2 separate regions of the Homo sapiens genome follow, and region 1 is linked to region 2. The links are chromatin loops, found by intact Hi-C in ENCODE. Cell type or tissue: GM12878. All regions are shown on one strand. Links, peaks and the distances in the headings refer to the core of each region. The heading gives the core; the rest is flanking DNA.

Evidence for each region. Peaks named below come from ENCODE experiments on the same cell type or tissue, not always from the same donor. Only the 100,000 strongest peaks of a DNase experiment are listed, where the experiment ranks them.
Region 1: it touches region 2 in a loop (2.2-fold over the local background); 1 of 110 quality-filtered maps calls a loop at or near these places.

The regions. Positions count from the first base shown.
Region 1 is chr3:47,077,949-47,085,948 of GRCh38, forward strand. It overlaps SETD2 (SET domain containing 2, histone lysine methyltransferase), which reads right to left. Exons shown (of 21, transcript NM_014159.7): 12 at 5,772-6,434. Among named protein-coding and RNA genes, the nearest start is that of SETD2, 82 kb to the right of the region's middle. RefSeq lists enhancers at 5,804-6,305, 6,190-6,329. In GM12878, for the core only: no CTCF peak of the experiment used is centred there; DNase peaks (open chromatin) are centred at 4,813 and 6,043; H3K27ac peaks cover 796 bases.
Region 2 is chr3:47,215,954-47,227,003 of GRCh38, forward strand. The region is part of intron 2 of KIF9-AS1 (KIF9 antisense RNA 1); the gene reads left to right. Among named protein-coding and RNA genes, the nearest start is that of SNORD13J, 29 kb to the right of the region's middle. In GM12878, for the core only: a CTCF peak has its summit at 4,937 (motif pointing left); no DNase peak of the experiment used is centred there.

The DNA of each region.
Region 1 (8,000 bases), core at 1-8,000, 140 kb before region 2:
GAGTAAAATAGTATAAATCAATGAATGAACAAATAGGAGAACAAGTAAACTTCTTGCTTAAAAAAGAATGTCCAATAAACAAAGTAAAAGGAATAATGAATTAGAAAATCACCATTTGGCAACCACCACAGTAAGTAATTCAAGCAAATCACTGGATGCTAAATCTAATGGATACATTTTATGAAAAATAGGGTATTTACATATTTCCAAAGTTGCTCATATGTGATGCTTTTTAATTATAAAGGGAAAAATCGTAACTTTACACTGGAAAAGTCTGGCAGACTACTGCTTAATCGAGTGATAAAAGTTGACAATGCTAGTAATGGGACAATTCAGTACCATGAGAAGAACACTACTGTAATATTCCTGACCAAAAAAATGTATACCTGAATCCAAGCAAAGGAAAGTTTCAGACAAACCCAACTGCGGGGTATTCTACAAAAATTCAAAAATACTTTAAAATGTGAACTTTATAAAAAATAAAGGCAGACCGAAGAACTATTTCAGAGTAAAGGATACTAAGGAGACATACAACTCAATTAATGTGTGCTCCCATATTAGATTCTCAGCCTTTTTTTTTTTTTTTTTTTTTTTTTTGCTATAAAGGCCATTATGTGAACAACTGGCAAAATCTGAAAGAGGTCTGCTGATTAGATCATAGTATTTTATCACTGTGATTTGCTGATTTTGGTAAGTACACTAAAGTTACACAGAAGAATATCCTTGGTTTTAGGAAATACACAATATCCAGGGGCATCATATCTATAACTTAGTTGTTGTTGTTTTGTTTTGTTTTTTTTTACACAAAGTCTCACTCTGTCATCCAGGCTGGAGTGCAGTGACACCATCATGGATCACTGCAGCCTCAACCTCCTGGGCTCAAGCAATCCTCCCACCTCAGCCTCCCAAGTGGCTGGGACTACAGGCATGTGCCACCATGCCTCGCTAATTTTTTAGTTTTTGTAGAGACAGGGTTTTGCTTTGTTGCCCAGGCTGGTCTTGAACTCCTGGGCTCAAATGATCTGCCCACCTCTGCTGTAACTTACTTTTTTAAAGTTCAGAAACAGAAAACAATAAAAAAAATAAGGTAAAATGTTAACACTGGGGAATCTCAGTGAAAAGTTTAGAGGAATTTTTCACTGAATTTTCTCTAGACTCGTCACTAGAATGTGTGTAACATGTAGAATATGTACAGAATGCTGTTCTTGCAGTTTTTCATTGAGCCTGAAATTATATCATAATTAAAAGTTTAAAGTATTAAGAAGGAAAATGTATGTGTTTTCATTATGGTTACTATAAGACTTAAATTATACTGCCTACATCTATACTAAAACAGTCTCAAGTTTCTGACTTGGTCACAGTCCTAAGGGAATAACAATATTCCTTAATGATCACTTCTAGCTTGGAAATTCTATAATGTATACACCCTCCCACCTCTCAAGATAGTTGTACAACCAAATCACTTCCTAAACAGCATCAAGACTTTTTTAAAAAAACTAATTTCATGGGCAGCAATAGAAACATGATCATTATGTCTTTAGGGAAACAGAATTAAGAGCTCACCCAAAAGAGTAAAGTGAAAATGACTTCATTCAAAACCAGAATGTTTAGAGCAGCCAGATTCTGCACTTTATCTTTTAGATCAGATGTTGGCAAACTTTTTCTGTAAAGGACAAGATAGTAAATATTTTAGGCTTTGTGAGCCATCCAGTCTTTCTCACAACTACTCAACTCTACCACTGAAGTACAAAAGCAGCCACAGATGATAGTACATAAATGAATGAACATGGCTGTGTTTCAAAGAAAATTTTATTTACAAAAACAGACAGTGGGGCAGATTTGGCCAACCCTTGATTTAGATGAAAGTATTTGGTTAAAAAATGGACCAATAAATTTTAGACCATTTTTGCCTTCTACCAAACGAGACATTTATTTAAAAATTTCAATGTTGCTGTAGCTAAAACAGCATTCTTTAGGGGCAATTCTAATTTTGTTAAAGGATAAGTAATATTAATCCTTATGGATACAGAATAATCTTACTCTAGTAAGAATTCAAAAATTATCACAGAAATCCAGGAAACATAATTTCATTTTCAAATGTTGCACAGCAGATTTCACATACAATATTAGCGAGGGAGTGAAATTCCAAACAGTGACTCAAAACTTCTCAGTTTAGGCAACTCTATGTTTTATTTTAACTTTTCATAGAGAGTTTTAATACATAGCTTTCTAGGGAAATACTTGATTTGCTGAATTAAAGATAATGTCTTGAGATAAAGATGAAATAAGAGAAGAATAAGAATAGTCATTAGGAAGAGTTCAACTTATCACATGTAGGTAATTTTGTCCCTAAATCATCTAAATCCAGATGCAAATGGAAATACCCAGACTTCATTCTAAGGAGAAATGCACATCCTATAATCTAAGTGTTTATAAGAGAGGCTCTGGAATCACTAACCATTACAATCTCTCGGTGTTTAATGGCAAATGAAATTGCCAAGTTCACAGGAACCTTACCTCCTCTTCTTATGATCCAAATGAATGAAGATATTCCAGTCAAGTTACACTTAGTCACCACTGGTAACCAGCTGTTTTGCCCTATGAAGTCTAGGGTATATTTTCAGCATGAAGGGTGATATGCAACAATTTCTTCTGCAAACAGAAATATATGCACATATCCCTGCTGAAAATGTAGCCTAGTAAATTTTCACATGAAAATGAATACATGCTCACAAGTGGCAATGTGCTAGGTGATGTTTCTGGTTGAGGTCTACTTTAGGAGTCAAAATGTGTAAGCCTTGTGGAGTCAAGGCAGTGGTCCTGTGTATATAGGTATAGAAAAAGTAGCTCACTTAATCCTTTCTCGCCAGGAGTAGGGATTTTCCCGGAACGACATCCATTGTCGGCAATGGACGCACCAAAATAACGCCGGCGCCAGTGAGTTAACCACCTCTGTCCTCTTTTCACCTATTATATTTTTCATGCATCATCCAACTTCCCAACCATCTTCCTGTTTCTTCACAGAATGCACGCTAGGTTCTCGTTTTTCTTCAGCACGAAGTTGGAAATGGAGTTGAGAAAAGGAGACACATGGTCAGCTGGTGATGTTAACAAGCTCCTTGCTGCCCTGAGAAGCTAGATGGAAATGGTTCAAGTTACAAGGGGGATCATCATCAGATCTGGGAGGACAAAGAGTAATTCATGAAGCTTCATTCCCTTCCCTCCCACCCTCTTTCATTTACTGATGATTCCTATAGTCTGCCATCACAGCAAAACCAAGATTAAGGAATCTGAAGCAATCCCTTTCTGTTCTTCACTCCATCCAGTGTGTAGAAAAGCCAAGCGGAACACATGTCCACCAATGTTATGGTGGCCCCCGGTTGGCTGGGGAGACTTGAAATGGCCATAACCACATAACCACAATCTTAGACCAATGCTTTTTAGTACGATCTTGGAATTAAAGATCAGCAACTAACACAGTGTTTGACAATAGGTGCCTAATAAAGGTTGGTTGAATAAGACATTTTCTTTTCAGCCAATGTCTACTCGAACACATAGGTGGAAGTCAGACAGAAGTAGTTAACTCTTTCAATGCCGGGATCGTATGGATATACAGTAATCACATCATGTCAATGTGTTTCTCTAAAACATGTTCAAATTATGGATTCCTGATTTCAGACTTCTGGTTAAATGCTATCTATGTTTGTCTGGTTTTTTTAAGAACCACCATAATCAGAGTTTTGAAAACAGAGCCATAGTAAATGTTAATTAGAATGATGGATGAATTAAGAACCCCAGCACCAATGTATAACAAAACATCACAGTTCACAGTCAAGTAAAAACATTTCTCAGTAATACAATTCTAGATGGGTAATGATTCCAGAGCAAACTAAAGTTTGAAGAAGAGAGGAGAATTTTACTTAACGGCTCCCTTGACACTAAGAATCAGGAAAAATCCAAAGTATGAAGGATAAGAAGGATATATTTTAAGTACAAATAAAGTTTTAAACCTCAAATCAAGAGGATCATCAAGCTACATATAAAATTGCTTTGATGTTTCAGATAGGAGTGGGGAAGATAAGAAGAAGGGGAAGAAATAATTTTGTAGGACTCAAATGTGTGTCCAGAGTGTGAGTTTAAATTACCATGGTTACATCTAATTGGGTTAAGTATATCCTAGAGAGTAATTCATACCATCACAATTACAGAAACCCACTATCATACGAAGAAACAAGAATATTTACTTTTTCCAGATTTTAAGATAGCTTTACAATGATTACTTCTTAGCAGTTTTAAAAAATAACATCAACCAGAGACTTCTCCGGCAAAAGTAAACTACTGGTCTACAACCCTACTTATTCTTCCTTCCATAAAAGTACAGCTATAAAGGCCTTTTCTGTGTCCATTTGTGTACTTGTCTTCATCTCCACCTTCTTAACTGAGCTTCTTTACAGGCTCCACTAGCAGCCTCCAAACACAAGAGGGACTCCTTTTAGGGACTCCTGTGCTGTCACAAAGCAGGCCTTAAATAAAAATCCATCAAGTGACTATCCCAGCACTTCTTTCAATTAACTGCAATTCTGATTCCTGCAGTTCACATACTGACTTCATAAGTAAATTTACTACGAACTCTTCCTTTCATATTTAGAAAAAGGCCTGATTTCCTAAGACATAATAAGGCTGACTTTATACTGAATTGTAAGTGATGAAAGTAACATGAGTAAGAGCTCAAATGGGTAAACAAAAGCTGAAACCACAACATACTTAAAGAAGGGTCTCAACACAGCAAATGAGGAAGCATAGTACACAACCACCAACTACTCATTTTGCTCAGTGTTTAAGGCCAGTTTCATTGGGTCAAATCACAGGATCTAATGGAGTGAGCTTTGTCATCATAATTAGGGGCAGGGAGGATTCAGGTGTTCATCTTGCTGCAAAGAGTCAGGATTGCTGGTTTATTTGGTTGCTTCATCTCCGGCAGAAGAAAGGAGGAACAGAAAAATAGAAGCTAGTTAAGTAACCTGTTCCCACAGGGTCCTCAAGACGTGGATCCCAAGTCCAGATCACTTACAAATGAAATGTACCACACCTCTCCTAGGTTTATCCTGTTATTCATTCTTGTGTTTATCCAAGACTCAGTCTGGGTTTTCTGCAAAGCAAACCCTGCACATCTTGCTACATTCTTCAACAAGAGATTATGTATGTAATAGGCATAAGAGTTCCAGATCTATTTTTCCTCTTTTGTCCAAAGAAATAGGCATTTAAAAGCAGGCCCATTTCAGAAACAATAATAGAAGTGAATACGAACTAGTTCCATAAAGTTGTTTTTCTAAAATAAAAATTTACATTCAATCATTTTTAGTAAGCTGCTAAATTATCTTAGTTTTCCAATTATTTTTAATTTTCCATTAATACAACTGATTTCCAATAAATTTAAACACTAATTTTTTCTCATTACAAATAGAATCCTAAGTTTGCTCCTCAAAGGATTTTTGTTTTTAATGTGAAGAGCACTTAAATGACTGAACTCACTATTGTGATGTACTTTTCTAAGTGACAGAAAAGAAGACATTTGTATATTAGTTTGGCTAATATGACTCTTGCCACGGTTTAGAGGATGTTTGAGACACTTATAAATAAAACAGTAAGAGAGACAGTATTCCATTTTTCAGAAATATGCATGGCTAAAAAAAGTAGTTAATTTTGCTTAGGTTTGTAGAACTCTAAACCTGAGTAATTCAAGTTGAAATGAACAAAAGATGCTTCCTTACCTTTAGGTCTTTCCAACTGTCCAGGAGTTTGGTGGCCAAATCACTTATATCCACTGTTTTATCTGGCTGTTCTTGGCTCCTTTCACTCTCCACATCAGACACACCCTCCTCTTCATCTTGGGATGGTGTTTCTTCATTAATAGGTTCTTCTAGTTTTGTGCCGTTGCTCTCTTTGGGCTCTATTTCAGCGTCAGCTTCTGGTTCAGATGTAGGTAGCTTACTAGCTTCTATGTTGGTTTCACTATCAACTTTGCATTCAGGCAGCTGTTGTGGGAGTAGCTGTTGTGACTGCAATTCTTCCTCTTCCTCTACAGGGACATTTTCTAATTGATCAAGATCCTCTTTGCCATCCTTGCCTTCTAGCTCACTGGTTGCATCAGAGATTGCACTGTCCATGCTATTTTCACTTATAATTTTCAGTCTGCGAAACATTAGTTTCTTGGGAGTGTCTGTGTCAGCTTCTGTGCTCAGCTTGGTGGAAGGATCAGGTGTGTTGAGTGGTGTATGAGCACGCGATGTATTCTCACTAGAATACCCATCTCCTTCACTCAACGGAGGGACAGCAGTCTTAGTCTGAGACCAGCGTTGAATAATTGGAAGTACTTTGCTTTCCTCCAACATATTTTTAGTAGGAATGGGCAAGTGTTCCAAAGTCTTTATAATCTGATTAAACATAAAAAAAAATTACATCACTTTGTACAGTTGACTTTTTTTTTTTTTTTTGAGACAGAGTCTCACTCTGTCACCCAGGCTGGAATGCAATGGCATGATCTTGGCTCACTGCAACCTCTGCCTCCTGGGTTCAAGCAATTCTCCTGTCTCAGCCTCCCAAGTAGCTGGGAGTACAGGCGCTAGCTGCCACGCCTGGCTAATCTTTTGTATTTTTAGTAGAGACAGGGTTTCACCATGTTGGCCAGGCTGGTCTCAAACTCCTGACCTCAAGTGATCCACCCACCTCGGCCTCCCAAAATGCTGGGATTACCAGCATGAGCCACCACACCTGGCTACAGTTGATTTTGTTTTTTTTTTGAGATGGAGTTTCGCTCTTGTTGCCCAGGCTGGAGTGCAATGATGTGATCTTGGTCACTGCAATCTCTGGCTCCCTGGTTTAAGCGATTCTCCTGCCTCAGCCTCCCGAGGAGCTGGGATTACAGGGATGCACCACCATGCACAGCTTTTTTTTTTTTTTTTAGTAGAGATGGGGTTTCTCCATGTTGGTCAGGCTGGTCTTGAACTCCTGACCTTAGGTGATCCACCTGCCTCAGCCTCCCAAACTGCTGGGATTACAGGCATTGAGCCACAGCGCCTGGCCTACAGTTGACTTTTTCAATTTCTGGATGGGACTCAGATTATTTCTGCAAGAGTAGTGCAGTTTTGCTACTGCTTTATTAAGAACTACATCTCTGTAAACACAAGCATATTTAAAAATCATAATATTGTTTTCCTTAAGAAAGAAAAACTTTTAATAAGACTGATCAGCAAGAATCACAACATCAAATAGGACTGATTAATATTCTCTACCAGTAGTTCCTAAACCTGGGTAGCTTTTTAAACATATACACTACTGGACCAATCCTGGGTATCTTTTCTTAAAAAGTTTACCAAGTGTCTGTGATATACACTTAGCAGCTATGTAACAACATATTTAAATGATGTCTGTCATACACACAAAAATGCAGACATCTCTTCAGCTTTTGATAAACAGCTGTCTAGCAAAGAGAGATCCCCTCCTCATTCTTAGACAACCTCCCCCATTTTGAAATCCAAGAATTTTTTCTGAAGTATTCCTCAATGTAGTTCCACAGAAACCCCAAGGCTTCCTCAATTTCCTCAAGCCAAATCTCCTGGGAGAAGGACAGAGGCAAGAACAAGTACTTATCTGCCCATTCCTTTTTGTTTGTTTTTAAAAGTGTTTTATTAAATAAAAGACTCTGGGATTATATTACAAATTAGAAAGTTAGAAAATTTTATTAATTTCATAGAAAGGTAAAGACATCGTAACTCCACTAATAATGCTGCCAATGAACCTTTACTTAGATCTTTTAAAACACTTATTTAAAAGATTCCTCAAAATGTTCATACTCTTGTTATGCAGAATTCAGATCTTTACCAATTCTTTAGACCCCACAGTTCAAATTTTATATGACTTCCCATCTTTTTAAAACTCTGGTTTTAACAACAAACTGGATCTTTCACTTAACTATGTTGTTGTTATTATATCTTGCTCTT
Region 2 (11,050 bases), core at 1,213-9,212:
AGCTACTCTGGAGGCTGAGGCAGGAGAACTGCTTGAACCCAGGAAACGGAGGTTGCAGTGAGCTGATATGGTGCCACTGCACCTCAGCCTGGGCGAAAGAGTGAGACTCTGTCTCAAAAACAACAACAACAACAACAAACAAACTTGTTCCTGGAAGATAAGACTGTGAACTAGCAAAAAGAGCATATTTATAAAAACTAGAAGCTGACTAGGTGTGGTGGCTCATGCCTGTAGTCCCAGCACTTTGGGAGGCTGAGGCAGGCAGATTGCTTGAGACCAGCCTGAACAACATGGTGAAACCCCGTCTCTACAAAAGATACAAAAATTAGCTGGGCTTGGTGGCACGCACCTGCAGCCCCAGCTACTCAGGAGGCTGAGGTGGGAGAATCACTCGAGCCCAGGATGTTGAGGCTCACACCACTGTACTCCAGCCCGGGCAAGAGTGAGACCCTGTCTCAAAAAAAGCAAAAAACTAAAAGCTAAGTCACCAAGACCTGCTTAAAGACTTTTGCCTCACTGTGCCCATCAATCCAAAATTATTATATCATAAATTCTGCCTAATCTCAGTTTCCTGCTTTGCAAGACCCTCCTGAAAATATCCAAGTTAAGGCCCTAAAACCCTAAAAATATCCTCCCAACTCTCCCCTTCTGAAAAACAATTACAACTTTCTCATATTGGTGTTCTCCTTAAGTTTAATAAAATTAGCTTTACTTAACAAACATGTTTTTTCAGGGGGCGTTTTGGAGAGTTAATATTCCTTTTTACTTTGTAGAAATGGGGTCTCTCTATGTTGCTCAGGCTGGGCTCGAATTCCTGGGCTCAAGCTATTCTCCCACCTCAGCCTCCTGAGTAGCTAGGATCACAGGTGTGTGCCACCGCATCTGGCTAATTTCTTATTTTTAAAATTTCTGGAGAGACAAGGTCTCGCTATGTTGTTCAGGCTAGTCTTGAACTCCTGGCTTCAAACAATCCTTCTGCCTCTGCCTCCCAAAGTGCTGGGATTACAGGCATAAGCCACCACTAGTTTCTTTTCTTTTCTTTTTTTTTTTTTTTTGTAGATGGAGTCTCCCTCTATCACGTAGGCTGGAGTGCAGTGGCACGATCTTGGCTCATTGCAACATCCGCCTCTGGGGTTCAAGCAATTCTCCTGCCTCAGCCTCCCGAGTAACTGGGATTACAGGCACATGCCACCACACCTGGCTAATTTTTTATATTTTTGGTAGAGACGGAGTTTCACCATGTTGGCCAGGCTGGTCTTGAACTCCTCACCTCAAGTGATCCGCCCGCCTTGGCCTCCCAAAGTGTTGGGATTATAGGCATGAGCCACTGCACCCGGCAGTGGGATCTGAATAATATAAAACTATTAAAAATTTACATTTGAACAAAATGTGTTTATGAAACACCACTAGTATAGACAATTAAAATTCTGAAAGGTATTGCCAAGTTTTATCCAAAAAGTGTGTACTAAAGTATGTACCAATATATACATTTTTTGGTTTTTTTTTTTTTTTTTGAGACGGAGTCTGGCTCTGTCACCCAGGCTGGAATGCAGTGTCACGATCTTGGCTCACTGCAAACTCTGCCTCCAGGTTCAAGCAATTCTCCTGCCTCAGCCTCCTGAGTAGCTGGGACTACAGGTGCATGCCACCACCCCTGGCTAATTTTTTGTATTTTTAATAGAGATGGGGTTTCATCGTGTTAGCCAGGATGGTCTCGATCTCCTGATCTCGTGATCCACCAGGCTCGGCCTCCCAAAGTGCTGGGATTACAGGCATGAGCCACTGCACCAGGCCCAATATATACATTTTCAAGCCTCTGGTGATACACTACTTAATTGTTCTCCAGAAAACATGAACCAATTGATGCTGTCTCCAACAGTGAAAAATAATGCCTGTGTATTTTTTATTAAAGGATAACTTTTCAAACAAGTTGTCATTGTGACTGACATACATATGTTAAAATGAATATGTAGCAAATATTTTATTTATTATTATTTATTTATTTTATTTTTATTTATTTTTTTTGAGACAGAGTCTTGCTCTGTCGCCCAGGCTGGAGTGCAGTGGTGCCATCTCAGCTCACTGCAATCTCCGTCTCCCAGGTTCAAGTGATTCTCCTGCCTCAGCCTCCAGAGTAGCTGGAATTACAGGTGGCCACCATCCCACCCAGCTAATTTTTGTATTTTTAGTAGAGACGGAGTTTCACCATGTTGGCCAGACTGGTCTTGAACTCCTGACCTCAAGTAATCCTCCCACTTCGGCCTCCCAAAGCGCTGGGATTACAGGCATGAGCCACCAGCGCCCAGCCAATAATTTTATTTAACTCATTAATTAATGAGGGAACCAGTAAGATTTTACAAGTTCAAAGGAGAATATAAAGTACCACACTTACATGATAAATGTTAGAGGTAATGAATATCCCAATTATCCTGATTTGATCATTATACATTGTATACATGTATCAAAATATCACATATACCACAAAATACATACAACTACTAGATATCAATTTTAAAAATTAAAAAATAATAAAGTACCATACTTATATAGGTCAGGAATGCTGAAATGAATTTACAAATAGATGTAAAACTGGCCTTTTTTAAAAAGGGGTTGGGTGGGGAAAGAGAATTTGAAGTCTAGGGGCAATTACATTTGCATTTCTATCCATTATCTACAATTTACTGGACTGAAAATAACTCGAAAGACAATGAAAGGCCAGAGCCCCCTTAGAATCCCATAACTGGGCTGGGCGCGGTGGCTCACTCCTGTAATCCCAGCACTTTGGGATCCCAGCTGAAGCATGAGAATCGCTTAAACCTGGGAGGTGGAGGCTGCAGTGAGCCAAGATCGTGCCACTGCACTCCAGCCTGGGGGACAGAGTGAGACTCCGTCTCAAAAAAAAAAAAAAAAAAAAATCCCATAATTGGGAAGGGGCTGCTAGATACCACCTTGTTGTTGTCTATTGAAGACACCAGATTTCATCTTTTGTTGCATTTTAAAGTCTTTCACAGTTTTTCCCTACACTCTGGGCAAACTTATCTTCTATAAATCTTTATATTTACAGAAACCTATATTTTCATTAAAAAAGAAAGAAAAGAGGCCAGGCGCAGTGGCTCACGCCTGTAATCCCAGCACTTTGAGAGGCTGAGGCGGGCGGATCACCTGAGGTCGGGAGTTGGAGACCAGCCTGACCAACATGGAGAAACCCCGTCTCTACTAAAATCACAAAAAAATTAGCTGGGCGTGGTGGTGCATGCCTGTAATCCCAGCTACTCGGGAGGCTGAGGCAGGAGAATCACTTGAACCCAGGAGCTGGAGGTTGCGGTGAGTCAAGATCACGCCATTGCACTACAACCTGGGCAACAAGAGCAAAAACTCCGTCTCAAAAAAAAAAAAAAAAAAAAAATCCAAGCAACCGGAAAAACAATGACCTGCAAAAAAGTCAGGGAGCTGTTTCTGAACATCAGGCCCAATGGCTAGACAATAGCTGGATTTTACCCAGAGAAACTTTTTTTTTCTTACCCAGATAAACTTCTGATCTCATTATTGTTATTATTTTACCAGCCAGATGTTTTGACTCTGTTTGGAAATACAGATATTTTAATCAGGATCATATCGACAATGATAAATTTGGGAAAATATTTCTTGAGCAGGCTCCACTAAGTCTGTTTAATCCCTTCACACATTTTCTACACATTATTACTAAAGTGATTTTTTTCATTTAAAATTTATTTTCAAAAATAATAATTTGAAAAAACCCAAATATTTAAACACTATTTTATTGAGGTTATTATTGTACATTTTATTTTAAAATATTTAAATCTTTGACCATTTTTATACTAAATATAACTATAGCTTTTCTCAATCTGAATTTTATTTTGTGGCATTTATTGCTATCAAATCTAGTTTTCTTGGGTCAAATTTTTATATTTTGATGTTGTGGTGAAATTTTATTTTTTTGTCAATTTTCAGTTAGTAACAACTTACTATGGTCAGTTTTAGCTATAATTGGTTTTATTTTATCTCAGTTAGGTTTACCAAGTCTGCTTTTTCCTGGATCAGATTTGACCAAAGGTGACATCATAGCATGATGTCAAGGTCTGAAATTTTAAATTTAGCCCTATTTTACCCTTCCAATTATTTTGTATGCCAAATATTTACTCTCCATGTTATGCTATGTTATGGACAAAGAGCAAAGAATGTCCTCAAAGTCAAAACTTCAGGATCAAAGACATTCAGTTAGGTTTATGAGGCCTGATCTTCCTTTTTTTCTTTTTCTTCTTTTTTTTTCTTTTTTGAGACAGAGTCTTGCTCTGTCACTCAGGCTGGAGTGTAATGGTACTATCTCGGCTCACTGCAACCTCCGCCTCCTGGGTTTAAGTGATTCTCCTGCTTCAGCCTACAGGCGCCTGCCACCACGCCTGGCTAATTTTTGTATTTTTAGTAGAGATGGGGGTTTCACTATGCTGGCCAGGCTGGTCATGAACTCCTGACCTCAAATGATCTACCCACCTCGGCTTCCCGAAGTGCTGGGATTATAGGAGTGAGCCACCCCGCCTGGCCGAGGCCTGATCTTTCATCCATCCACCCTTCCACTCACTCATCCACTTGCCCACTCGCTCATCCACGTAGCCATTCATCTATTTTTCCACCCACTCATTCATCAACTCAACACTAATCTACCCCATCCAACCACCATTCATCAATCCATCAACCTATATAATCCATCCATTCAGCCATCCATCCATCGATCCTTCTATCCAACCACCTGTCCGTCCATTCATCCATTGATCTGTTTACCTCTTCATTAATCTATCCAAGTGGTTCTCAATCGGGGCAATTTTGCTCCCTGGGGATATTTGGAAACGTGTAGAGATATTTTTGGCTGTCATAATGGACAGTAGGGGGTTTGGGGGATGCTACTGGCATCTAGTGGGTAAAGGCCAGAGATGCTGCTAAACCTCCCATTTAACACATAGAACAGCACCCCTACCCCAACAACAAATAATTATTTGGCCTAAAATGTCCATGGTACCAAGGTTGAGAACCCCTGCTCTACCTTGTCCAGTGATCCACCCATCTATTCATCCATAGTCATCCATCTAAATGTTTATTGAGCACCTATTGCAATGTCTCTCAATATATATATATTTTAAGAGACGGGGAGTCTCACTAGGTTGACCAGGCTGGTCTTGAACTTCTGGCCTCAAGTGACCCTCCTGGCCTCAGCCTCCCAAAGTGTCGGGATGATAGGCATGAGCTACCGCACCCAGCCTGTCTCTCAATATTGACTGCAAATCAGAATCACCTGTGGAGCATGTACAACATAGCTACCACCCAGATATCACCTTGGACTATTCAGAGCTTTATAATAAGAAACTATGGAAGTTTATGAATTGAAAGGTTATAAGTAGAGAAGCTTCTGTGCTTGTTTTTAAGAGAGTACGTGTTATGAAATAGTTGCCAATTGGCCGGGTGTGGTGGCTCATGCCTGTAATCCCAGCACTTTGAGAGGCTGAGGCGGGCGGATCACCTTAGGTCGGGAGTTTGAGACCAGCCTGACCAACATGGAGAAACCCCATCTCTACTGAAAACACAAAATTAGCCAGGCGTGGTGGCACATGCCTGTAATCCCAGCTACTCAGGAGGCTGAGGCAGGAGAATCGCTTGAACCTGGGAGGCAGAGGTTGCAGCAAGTCGAGATCATGCCATTGCACTCTAGCCTGGGCAACAAAAGAGAAACTCCATCTCAAAAAAAAAAAAAAAAAAAAGAAAAGAAAAGAGAAGAAAAGAAATAGTTGCTAATTAAGGTTAACGGCTCATCAACATATTAATCAGGTAAACAGTGCATGCCAAAGGTGAAGAACAAATATATATACAAGTTTCCTTCTATGGGGCAGGGGCCAAGGGTGTTTTCAACTCAGTGTGCACATTAGAGTCACTTGGGGAGCTTTTAAAACATACTGAGGCTCAGGTCCCAGAGGCTCTGATTTAATTTATCTAACATGTGGCCTAGGCATCAGGATTTTATAAAAGCACTCCAGTTGATCATAATATGCAGCCAGGGTTAAGAACAGCTGTCTCAGAGCTCAAAAATGCACCTCCCTTTTTCTTTGTTGTGTGTGTGTACATAACACGTTTTCTTTTTCACTTTATTCAGAGCCCAGTCTTTTTTTTTTTTTTTTTTTTTTTTAGAGTCTTTCTTTGTTGCTCAGGCTGGAGTGCAGTGGTACAATCTTGGCTCGCTGCAACTCCACTTCCCAGGTTCAAGCGATTCTCCTGCCTCAGCCTTCGGAGTAGCTGGGATTAGAGGCATCTACCACCATGCCTGGCTGGTGTTGAACTCCTTACCTCAAGTGATCTGCCCACCTTGGCCTCACAAAGTCCTGGGATTACAGGCATGAGCCACCGTGCCTGGCCCAGAGTCCAATCTTAAAATAAGGTTTGGCATAAGAATTTGCCCTTAGATTATTGGTTTGCCCTTTTTTTTTTTTAATTTTTTGAGACAGGGTCTCACTGTTTCACCCAGCTGTAACACCCAGCTAATTTTTTAAAATTTTTAGTAGAGATGGGGTTTTACCATGTTGGCCAGGCTGGTCTCGAACTCCTGGCGTCAAGTGATCCGCCTGCCTCGGCCTCCCAAAGTGCTGGGATTACAGGTGTGAGCCACCGTGCCCGGCCAGAGATTGGTCTTAAAATGCCATGACAGTCAGCATTAATTGGAGAGAGATAATATTGGCCCAAATGCTGCCTCTTCAAATCCAAAATCCATTTTGGGGAGTGGAGAGGGAGACTAACATTGGTTGTATGTGTGCATGCATGTATATGTATGTGCGTGTGTGTGTGTACAAGCTAATCACCTATCAAACATAATGCTGGGTACATTCGCATCTTTATTTTCATAGTTATTGTTACTGTCATGGCTGTTTCAATTGGTTGAGGACCTGCTGTGCACTTCACATCATTCCACAAAGCCCTACAGTGATCATGGTTCTATACACAAGGAAAGGAAGGCAGAGAAATTAGACAACTTACTCAATGTCAAATGTCAGTAAGATACAGAATCCCAATCTAAACTCAGGTGTCTCTGGCCCAAAGCCTGTGATCTGTCCCTATTTTGTATTGCTTCATAAAAGTGCAATCCACTGACCAACAATCAAGCCCAGACCGATACTCCCTGGGCCCAACTAGTGCGGACCAGGTGGATTGGAACTTCCCTGCAGTGCCAGAGGAAATAGCAATAGAGGTATCTGAGCTCTTTGGATTAAAGATAATGGAACATAGGAGGGACTCTCCAGAGCTTTTTGTCCTACCTTGAATCTCAGACCTCTAGAAAGAAACTTTGGGTGCTATACTGATTCAATTGTATCCTTTTCATTACACTTTTATAATATATATTATTAAAAATATAGGCCAGGTGCAGTGGCTCATGCCTATAATCCCAGCACTTTGGGAGGCCAAGGCAGGAGGATCACTTGAGCCCAGGAGTTCAAGACCAACCTGGGCAATATAGTGAGAACTTGTCTCTATAGAAAGTTAAAAAAAAAAAAATTAGCCAGGATTTTTAGTGGGATGATTGCTTGAGCCCATTAAAAAAAAATTAAAGCTGTTAAAATAATGTTATATATATCATACATATATTCTTTTTTATGCTTCTTTTTTGTTTTCTTATTTTTACTTTTCTCCTCAAATTCCATTTACATATATATATATAGACAGGGTCTCACTCTGTTGTCAGGTTGGAGTGCCACCATGCCCAGCTAATTTTTTATTTTATTTTTATAGACATGGGATTTTGCCATGTTGCCCAGGCTGGTCTCGAACTTCTGGGCTCAAGCAATCCTCCTACCTCAGCCACTCAAAGTGCCAGTATTACAGTCATGAGTCACTGTGCCTAGCCTAAGTATTTTAAGATGTTATCATTTCATTGACAAGCCCACAAACAATATATCAACTATTTTTTTCTTTGGCTCCATTCGTGTATGTGTGAATTTGTGTGTTTATGCTGGGAAGTCCTGGGAAAGTTCCATTTAGTGGAAAACATGCCCAGAGGAGTTGTTCTACCCAAAGGGGAGAAAGTTGAGATAATAATCCACTGATTTATTGGTTGAGGGTTGCTCCTAAAGGTGTCGTTAACTCCCTGGCATTTGGAACTACCCTGAAGCAGATGAACACCTATGTAGACAAAGCCTTTATGTGGAAAGTTGCAGATGCTTTCACTAGGAAGCCATTAGCAGGAATGGCAAGTGCAAGGGACTGTGTCAAGGCATGACAGCATCTGCTACAGAATGTGACATTTAAAGCCGGGTGTGGTGGCTCATGCCTATAATCCCAGCATTTTGGGAGGCTGATGCAGGCAGACCACTCGAGGTCAGGAGTTTGAGACCAGCCTGGCCAACATGGTGAAAAACCCCGTCTCTACTAAAAAAAAAAAAAAAAAAAAATACAAAAAAAAAATTAGCTGGGCGTGGTGGTGCGCGCCTGTAATCCCAGCTACTTGGAGGCTGAGGTGTGAGAATTGCTTGAACTCAGGAGGCAGAGGTTGCAGTGAACAGAGATCGCACCACTGCACTCCAGCCTGTCAAGAGAGTGAAACTCTGTCTCAAAAAAGGGCCGGGCGTGGTGATTCACGCCTGTAATCCCAGCACTTTGGGAGGCCGAGGCAGGCGGATCACGAGGTCAGGTGATTGAGACCAGCCTGGCCAAGAGACCAGCCTGGCCAATATAGTGAAACCCCATCTCTACTACAAATACAAAAGTTTGCTGGGTGTGGTGGCACGTGCCTGTAATCCCAGCTACTTGGAAGGCTGAGGCAGGAGAATCGCTTGAAGCTGGGAGGCGGAGGTTGCAGTGAGCCAAGATTGTACCATTGCACTCCAGCCTGGGAGACACAGCGAGACTCCGACTCAAAAAAAAAAAAGAAAAGAAAAAAGTGACATTTAAGCAAGGACTTAGGAAAGTGAATCATGTGGACATGTAGGGAAAGAATGTTTTAGGCAGAGGAAACAGCCATTGCAAAGGCCTGGAAGCAGGAGCTGTCTGTCTGGCATGTTGGGAGGAAAAGTAAGGAAGCCCATGTGGCTGGAGTAGAGTGAGCAAGGGGACAGTAGATGAGACAAGAGTAGAGAAATCATAGAAGTCACGATTATATAGGATCTTGTGGGATGTTTTAAGGACTTGGGTTTCACTCTGAGCAAAATAGGAAACCATTAAAAATTTGAGAAGAGGTGTAATGTGATCTAACATATTTCAGAAGGTCAACCAGGGCTAGACCTGGTGGCTTGTAATCCTACCTACTCTGGAGGCTGACATGGGAGGATTGTTTTAACCCAGGAGTTCGAGGATGCAGTGAGCTAGGATCATGCCACTGCTCTCCAGCATGAGGAAAAAAAAAAAAAAAAAGGTTCAGCCAGGCTGCTGTTCTGGAAATAGAGAGCAAAAGGAGAAGCCAGGAGACAGGAAGCTGTTGCAATATCCAGGCAAGAAGTGGTGAGAAATGGTCAGATTTTGAATATAGGAGGAAGGTAAAGCCTACTGAATTTCTGGATAGATTCAGTGTGAGGTCTGAGAGAAGAGAGGAATGAAGTACAAAACTAAGGATTTTAGCCTGAGCAATTAGGCTAAGGAAGGTTATGGGTAAAGTATGTTTAGGGAGACAATTAGACATTCGGTTTTCTAGCTCACCTCTTCACCAGTGATGAAGCCTTCAGGGTGCCATCTTTATTCAGGCAGTCCCATTTCCAGCTTCCTATATGGCATGAACTGACGTCTTATTTCTCATACTTATGTGGACATTTAACCTTCAAAAGTAACAATCCGCTCACATACCTTCTCCTAGTCCCTAGAAGACATAGCCAGTTCACACGCTGACCACTCAGGTTTTCAGTTCCTCCTTTATGTTCAGCTCCTGACAGTTCCCTTTCTTGCTTGCAAATCTTACTTTGTACAGTCGTCCCTTGGTATACATGTGGGATTGGCTCCAGGGCCCCTTCCATATGCCAAAATCCACACATAAGTCCTGCACTCAGTCCTGCGGAACCTGCACATACAAAAAGTTGACTCTCCACATATGCAGATTTTGCATCCCTTGAATACTGTATTTTCAATCCACCTTTGGTTGAAAAAATCCCATGTATAAGTAGACTTGTGCATTTCAAACCCGTGTTGTTCAAGGGTCAACTGTATTTCTTTTCTCTTTTTCTTTTTTTTTGAGACAGAATCTCTGTTCCCCAGGCTGGAGTGCGGCAGCATGATCTCAGCTCACTGCAGCCTTCGCCTCCCAGGTTCAAGCAATTCTTGTGTCTCAGCCTCCCAAGTAGCTGGGATTACAGGTGTGCACCACCACACCCGGCTAATTTTTGTATTTTTAGTAGAGACAGGTTTTTGCCATGTTTGCCAGGCTGGTCTCAAACTCCTGGCCTCAAGTGATCTACCTGCCTCAGCCTCCCAAAGTGCTGGGATTACAGGCATGAACCACCACATGTGGCCTCAAGGGTCAACTGTATTTAAAAGAATGTTATATTTTAGTCAGCACCTCTATTTGTAGCAGGAATGTTTTCAGATTATCTCACCTGTCACATTGTTGCAACTGGAAGTCCCTCCAGGGGTGACTTGGCTGGCAAATTAACTCAGCAGGAACTATTTTCTGGAATGACAGACCCATCTGAATGAACACAACACCCCTACCTTCCTGCCATACTGGAAGCATCGACTCCTGGAAGCATCAGTCAGGGGAAGAGAAAGGAGCTGGAGGAGGGAGAGGGCAGAGCCCCCAAGGCAATCCTATCACTTTCTTCAACAAAATCCATGTCCATCTGCTGATGGGCTGAAGAGCAGAATCACAGGGTTTTTGATTGGATAGATACTATCCAGTTCAACCTTCAACCAGGTGCAACCTCCTTGCCAGACAGCCTACTGCTGCAGGGCCCTCACTAATGACTTCATGCCAGGACTGCTCTCATTTTAAGCCTCTTCTTATTTTGAGATAACAATCTTAGCCAGGAGAGGTGGCTCACACCTGTAATCCCTTGGCACTTTGGGAGGCTGAGGT